Regions from separate parts of the Homo sapiens genome. Here region 2 is linked to region 1. Evidence: chromatin contacts called from ENCODE Hi-C or POLR2A ChIA-PET data. All regions are on one chromosome and are shown on one strand. Each heading gives the region's core, a stretch centred on a gene start or an enhancer-like site at or near the end of the contact. The rest is flanking DNA. Distances are from core to core; before and after follow the strand shown. Region 1 holds the start of STEAP1B-AS1 (STEAP1B antisense RNA 1). Region 2 holds the start of MALSU1 (mitochondrial assembly of ribosomal large subunit 1).

Evidence for each region. Hi-C counts contacts between places; a loop is a spot of excess contacts on that map. ChIA-PET counts read pairs that join two places held with the same protein, here RNA polymerase II (POLR2A). Pooled maps may share reads with other maps.
Region 2: a loop to region 1 is called in a pooled map of heart left ventricle, with 7 times the contacts of the local background. The contact joins the promoter of MALSU1 here to the promoter of STEAP1B-AS1 in region 1. A Hi-C loop is called at or near these places in 5 of 50 pooled maps. POLR2A ChIA-PET finds 5 or more read pairs at or near these places in 2 of 52 experiments (WTC11 and common myeloid progenitor, CD34-positive).

Annotation. Positions count from the first base shown.
Region 1 is chr7:22,562,014-22,564,713 of GRCh38, reverse strand. STEAP1B-AS1 (STEAP1B antisense RNA 1) reads right to left here and starts at 1,377. Exons shown (of 4, transcript NR_038393.1): 1 at 1,284-1,377. RefSeq lists an enhancer at 851-1,352.
Region 2 is chr7:23,298,001-23,300,700 of GRCh38, reverse strand. It overlaps MALSU1 (mitochondrial assembly of ribosomal large subunit 1), which reads right to left and starts at 1,362. Exons shown (of 4, transcript NM_138446.2): 1 at 1,093-1,362. The coding sequence starts at 1,348. RefSeq lists an enhancer at 1,056-1,545.

The sequences.
Region 1 (2,700 bases), core at 128-2,627:
TCCCATGGCTCACGTCCTTTGCTTCTTCATGAATTAATAATGTTTATTTTATGATGTCGTAGAAACCAGACATAGCCTAAGCCTGAGAAGTCTGGGAATGGTAGATGGTATAGTGTTGGGGAAACCGCACTTGCTGTTGAGTCAGGCTGGCTTGGGTTCAAATCCTGGCCTGGCCAGTTTTACCTTAAAGGGTAGCTTAGCCTCCCTGGGTCCCTGTAGTTCCCTCCAAAGGGGCCATTATGATGCGTTCCTTGAGCAGCTGTTGTGAAGATCACGATGATACATGGAAAACACCTTATACAGTGCTGCTCACGTAGTAAGGACTCCATATATTGTAATGGTTATCATTTTTTGTTTGTCGTAGCAAGGTGTGGGTGAACTAAGGAGCCTAAATGAGACTTCCCATGCAGAGGCTGAGAAAATGAAAGGTTACTGCTCTAGAAGAGAGGTGGGGAGGGTGCCACAGGCAGGCTACTGTTCGCCCTATTTTGCCTTGGGCAGACATTGATGCCCTGTCCCCACAGTCCTTTCACTCCCGCTGGGAGATGGCTTCCAAGGTGTGGCTCCAGGCCAAGGCCAATTACTGGGGTTTGCCTGTGGGCTGTAACTTCTTTACCACAGTCACCCTGAGCAGAAAGCCAAGCGAGTAATTTCGGAGCGCTTGTGTGCTGACACCCTTTTTGATGAGGTGAAAGGATCTGACTCAAAGCTAGCCCTCGACAGTGAAAATTAAGAAGTGTTTCTAAGCCTGAGAGGCAGCTTTGAGCTGTGTCCTCAGTCAGGAACGCATGTTGAAAAGAAGTTTGAAAGGCTCTGAACTCTTCTAGATGGTCCTGAATAGACACTCCCCACAGTCCACGTCCCGGGAAGGGGTAGACACAGCTATGAGCAGCCTAGCTTGCCGAAGCAGCAGGGCTTCTGTGCCTGTGCACCTCTGTCATGCCTGGAATGTCCCTGGAAGAGGGGACTTGCCCTGCTCAGCTCCCTCCAGGGAAGTTACCTGCTTCTCTGTCTCCTGCCATCACCCGAAGCCCAGCTCTGCCCTGGCTTAGGAGACAGGAAGGGAGCCCAGTCCTCAGTTTCCTTCTCCAACTGCAGTTCAGCCTGTCAGAGCTGGCAGTGAGAACCTGGGAAGTGTATTTTCTGCCTCTTCCCAAGGGGAAGCCCGTGGTTTTAGTGCTCAGCAGAGATCCCCATAGGCTAAAAAGTCTTAGCACCGATGATGTTCACCCCCAGGTGCAGGATACTGAAAATAGATAATTAATAATAAACAAGTACTCTACCTGACAGCAAGTGGGTAAGGGGTGACAGCCAGCGGAGCGTTGGTTTCCGATTCCTTCCTAATGTGGTTGCTGCTGGGCGGCTCTGCTGCTCGTTAGACAATCAGAGCTGCTGCCCTGCTAGTGTACGGTGGGGGGTGGGGAGCACAGCCATGGCGTGTATTTGCTGATAACTCAGCCCAACTCAGGTCCTTTTTAAATGACACTTCCTGATGCACGACCTTTTTCCCTGCAACACCTCTCCTTCAAAGACCCAGAAAACAAACACTGAGAATGAAGCCAGCCTGCTGCTTCCTGACCCTGGATGGATCCTTCCATATTCCAATATCACAGTCACGTCTGCAAACATCCATTCTATTAAAGCAGTATGCAGATGTAGGTCAGAATACAGAGCAGCAGATGTGTAGAACAAAGAAGTCTAGGGATCTAATATACAATATGAAGACTAAAAGAAAAAAAGAGCAGCATACATTTTGTGAGACATACTTAGAAAAGCAGCAAACCCGGGAAAATGAAGTAGGAGGCACAGTGGTTTCACTTGATCAAATCAGCTTCTGAAGCTGTATTGTGAGGGGGCAGGGAAGGTTGGAACCCTCAAGCATTATTTGGGGGAGTTCACAGGTTTTAAATAATTCCATAAGACTGATAACACTTTAATGAGTCCCTAACCAAGAATGAGATTGTTGTGGATTCACTGAATAATCATGGAAAATAGACAATTTCTATGAAAAAAAGTGAGCATGCTATGGGAGTTGATAAGGTAACAATGGACACAGCGATACCGTGTAAAGGCTCAGGTTTTTTCTCCTAGCATTTTGGATGCCTCACCTACATGTAACTGATAATAATCTGCTTCTTTGTACCAAGAACCACATGCAGCCTCTTCCATACACTAGCTCATTGATTCCCAATAACAATCGTACACAGGATGTATTATTTTCCCCTTCTTCAGAGGGCAGAACAGGATCAGAGAAGTTTAGAAACTGCCCTCAGTCACCCAGTAGGGAATGGAGCTCAACTGTGAACCCTGGAACTCCTGACTCTGAAATCTGCTTTTTGACTGGCTGACCACACAGCTTCCCAATGACAGCAGACAGGAGAGAGAGGAGGGAGGGAGGGAGGGAGGGAGGGAGAAAGGGAGAGAGAGAGAGAAGAAGAAGAAGAAGGAGGAGGAGGAGGGGGAGGAGGAAGAGGAGGAGGAGGGGGAGGAAGAGGAGGCGGAAGGGGAAAAGAGAACAGAAGGGAAGAGGGAAGAAAGAAACAGAAAGAGAGAACGAGTGCGCCCAAGCTGGAGCCAACAACTCTCCATACCCTCGGGTCTCCCTTCACAGGGCCTCTTCTTTCTGTGGCTCTGTGGTTCTCTGTCTTAGGATGCATTCTCACAATCACCTGGAGGGCTGGTCACAGTCCAGATTGCTAA
Region 2 (2,700 bases), core at 113-2,612, 740 kb before region 1:
CTCCTGGAAGGTGAACCTGGGCAGTAGTATCATAGCACCGCTCAACTTTTATGGTCAGGGTGCTCAGATTACGCAGAGCCACTATACATCCTTCGCTATTAACCATATGCAAGTAGAACCAGACACCAGTGACAAATGACTTTCTACTAATACTTAAAAGGAGCAATACACCACAATCACAGAAATGCTGTGCAAAGAAAAACAGCACCACAAAATGGGTAGGAGGTGATATCCTGGAGCATATTAAATTGAATCTCAGTCATAACGGGTCACAGAATTGTGAGCTGGAAGGGCTCTTAGGCAGTATCTGGTCCACAACCTTCAGTTGAGAGATGAAGAAACTGAGGCCTAGGAGAATTACTGTGGCCTAAGATCAGTCACTGAAAGAGCTACATTTTTGAGTAATTATTATTTTGAACCTTCCAGTTTTCATATAAAACCACCGGGTTATTAACAACTGTTACCTATGAAAATCTAATTTTTTTTCCCGTAAAGATTTAGATATTCTGATCTTCAGCTTGGAGTATTACAGGCTGTAAATTTAAAAGCTCGCCCAAGTTCTAAAGCCGACTCCAAAGGACCTAGTAGCTAAGCCCACTAAGGCCTCTCCCTCTCATACTCTACATTCTTAGATGTGATCTGTTTACCATTCTTAAGTTTCTAAAAACGTCAGCAATAACTAGAGGATATTAACTTGGACCCATCTCCTACTGGCGCTTCCTACGCACCCCTTCGCACCCAGACCCTGGCTCCTCAGAATCCTCAAGCCCCAACAGTCCCCACAAACCCATTTCCCAGGATCCTAGGAAGAGGGTAAAAGGAAGTGAGGACGGTGAGACTGTGATGCCAAGGGTGGGAGATGGCCGTCCGGGAGGCTGGGATTCTGCAGTTCATCTCTTGCCCTCAATTTCTTCACTGTGAAACGGGAAGGTTGGCGCCAACAACCTTTGAAGTCCCTTCCAGCTCTGGATGTGCAGGAGTTTTGTGACTCCAAGAGAAATGCACATAGAGGGGAACCCAGAGCCACCTTGGCTGGGACCTGACTCCAGACTGCCCGGAGAGGGTCGCCTTCGTTCTTCTCCACGCCCGTACCTGCCGCGTCCGATTCTGGGCGTCCCTCGTTGACCGTCCCCTCCGCCCGCTCCTCCAGCCCAGGCTCGCTGTGCAGGCCGCGGACAAAGTTTGGGGTCTGGCAAGCCCGGCAGAACGCTGCTCCTACGGGAAGCCGCTGCACGGCCAGCAGCCGAAGCCCGGGCTCGGCTCCAACCGCGGACCCCGCCACCGAGGAAACCGCCCTGCGCCACATTAGTGGGGCGAGCAGCCGCGCCACACGGCCGCCCGGCCCCATAGCAGCAGCCTTGCGTCGGCGTCGCGGGTGGGTGGTACTTCATGGAGCCCGGCCGGGAAATTCTACGTCGATGCGTGGGCGGAGTCAAGGCCTGAAGGACGGACCATGGGCGGAGTCTGGAGCCCGTGAAGACTGCAGTGACCCGGAAGAGCTACTTGGGGATTAGGGCGTGCGGGAATAAAGAACTAGTGTTGCTTGCCCACCTTGCTTTGCTTTGTGTCGCAGTAGCGCATTACGTTGTCACTTTTTTTTTGGACTCTGTCCACTAATGTGAGGCTCATGAAGGCAATAATTTTTGTTTCATTTTTAACTCTTCTCTCCACAGCACCTAAAACAGTTCCTGGTACTGAATGTCCAGAAGTTGCTGTTAATCTGATTAGGCTGGGATTAGGACATATAATCTACCCTCTCTCATTACCAGAAAATATTCAAGATTCCCTTGCAAATTTGAAATTGCGCGAGGAAAATCTGTTATCCTGGGCTAGAGTGGGGTGGGAGGCAGAGGTGTAAAGGACCATTTGGAAACCGTTCTTAGGTCAGCCCATCATCTACACTCCCTGTATGGAGGAGTTTACGCCCAGGGGCGGTACTGTGGGGACCAGCTCTGTAAGAATAAGGAATTCTGAGGTGCCAGCTGCGGTATTAAGTCACAGGACTTGAGAACTGCGATAGATTCCTGGCACGGGTGGGGGGGTGGGGGGTTTTGGGGGCGTGGGACGCCGCAGGGAAGCAACTTGCCCAGGTCATACACTTACTGACTGCGTCAGAATCAGAAGCCAGTTTCTGGCTTCTGAACTCCAGGCCTGCTAACTGCTGAAAGGAAGGCTTCATAGAGAGCAAATATTTCAAATGCCTGAAACAGTGCCAGACACATAGCAGGCACTCCAAAAATGTTTGCTACATTATTTTAAATAATTCCAAGCACTAATTTTGGGAAGTTTTTTAAAAATAGAGAAATTAAGCATTTGTGTATATCACACCAGATATGTACAACCACTTCAAGTTATTTTTGAAAAGAAGAAAAACATTACAGATTAAGTTTCCTCTGTCCAATTTTAGCCCCATCCTCAATTCCATTTTTCCACAGGCATGAACTTGGCTTTTCTCCCAGCTTCTGGCATCCATTCCGTGTTCCCACCCTTCTCTGAACATCCCAGACCTGCTTTACCACCTGTATTTGCCAGCTCATTTAATGGGTCATTATCCCTTCAAAACTCCCAAACCCTAGACTTCATTCAGTCCAGGATCTTCATACAACAAACGAATCTGTTGTCAAAATCCTGCTTATGTGACCTCCAAAATGTTTCTGTGAGTTCAGCTTCTTGTCTTCATTTCCACTGTTTCTTCCTTAG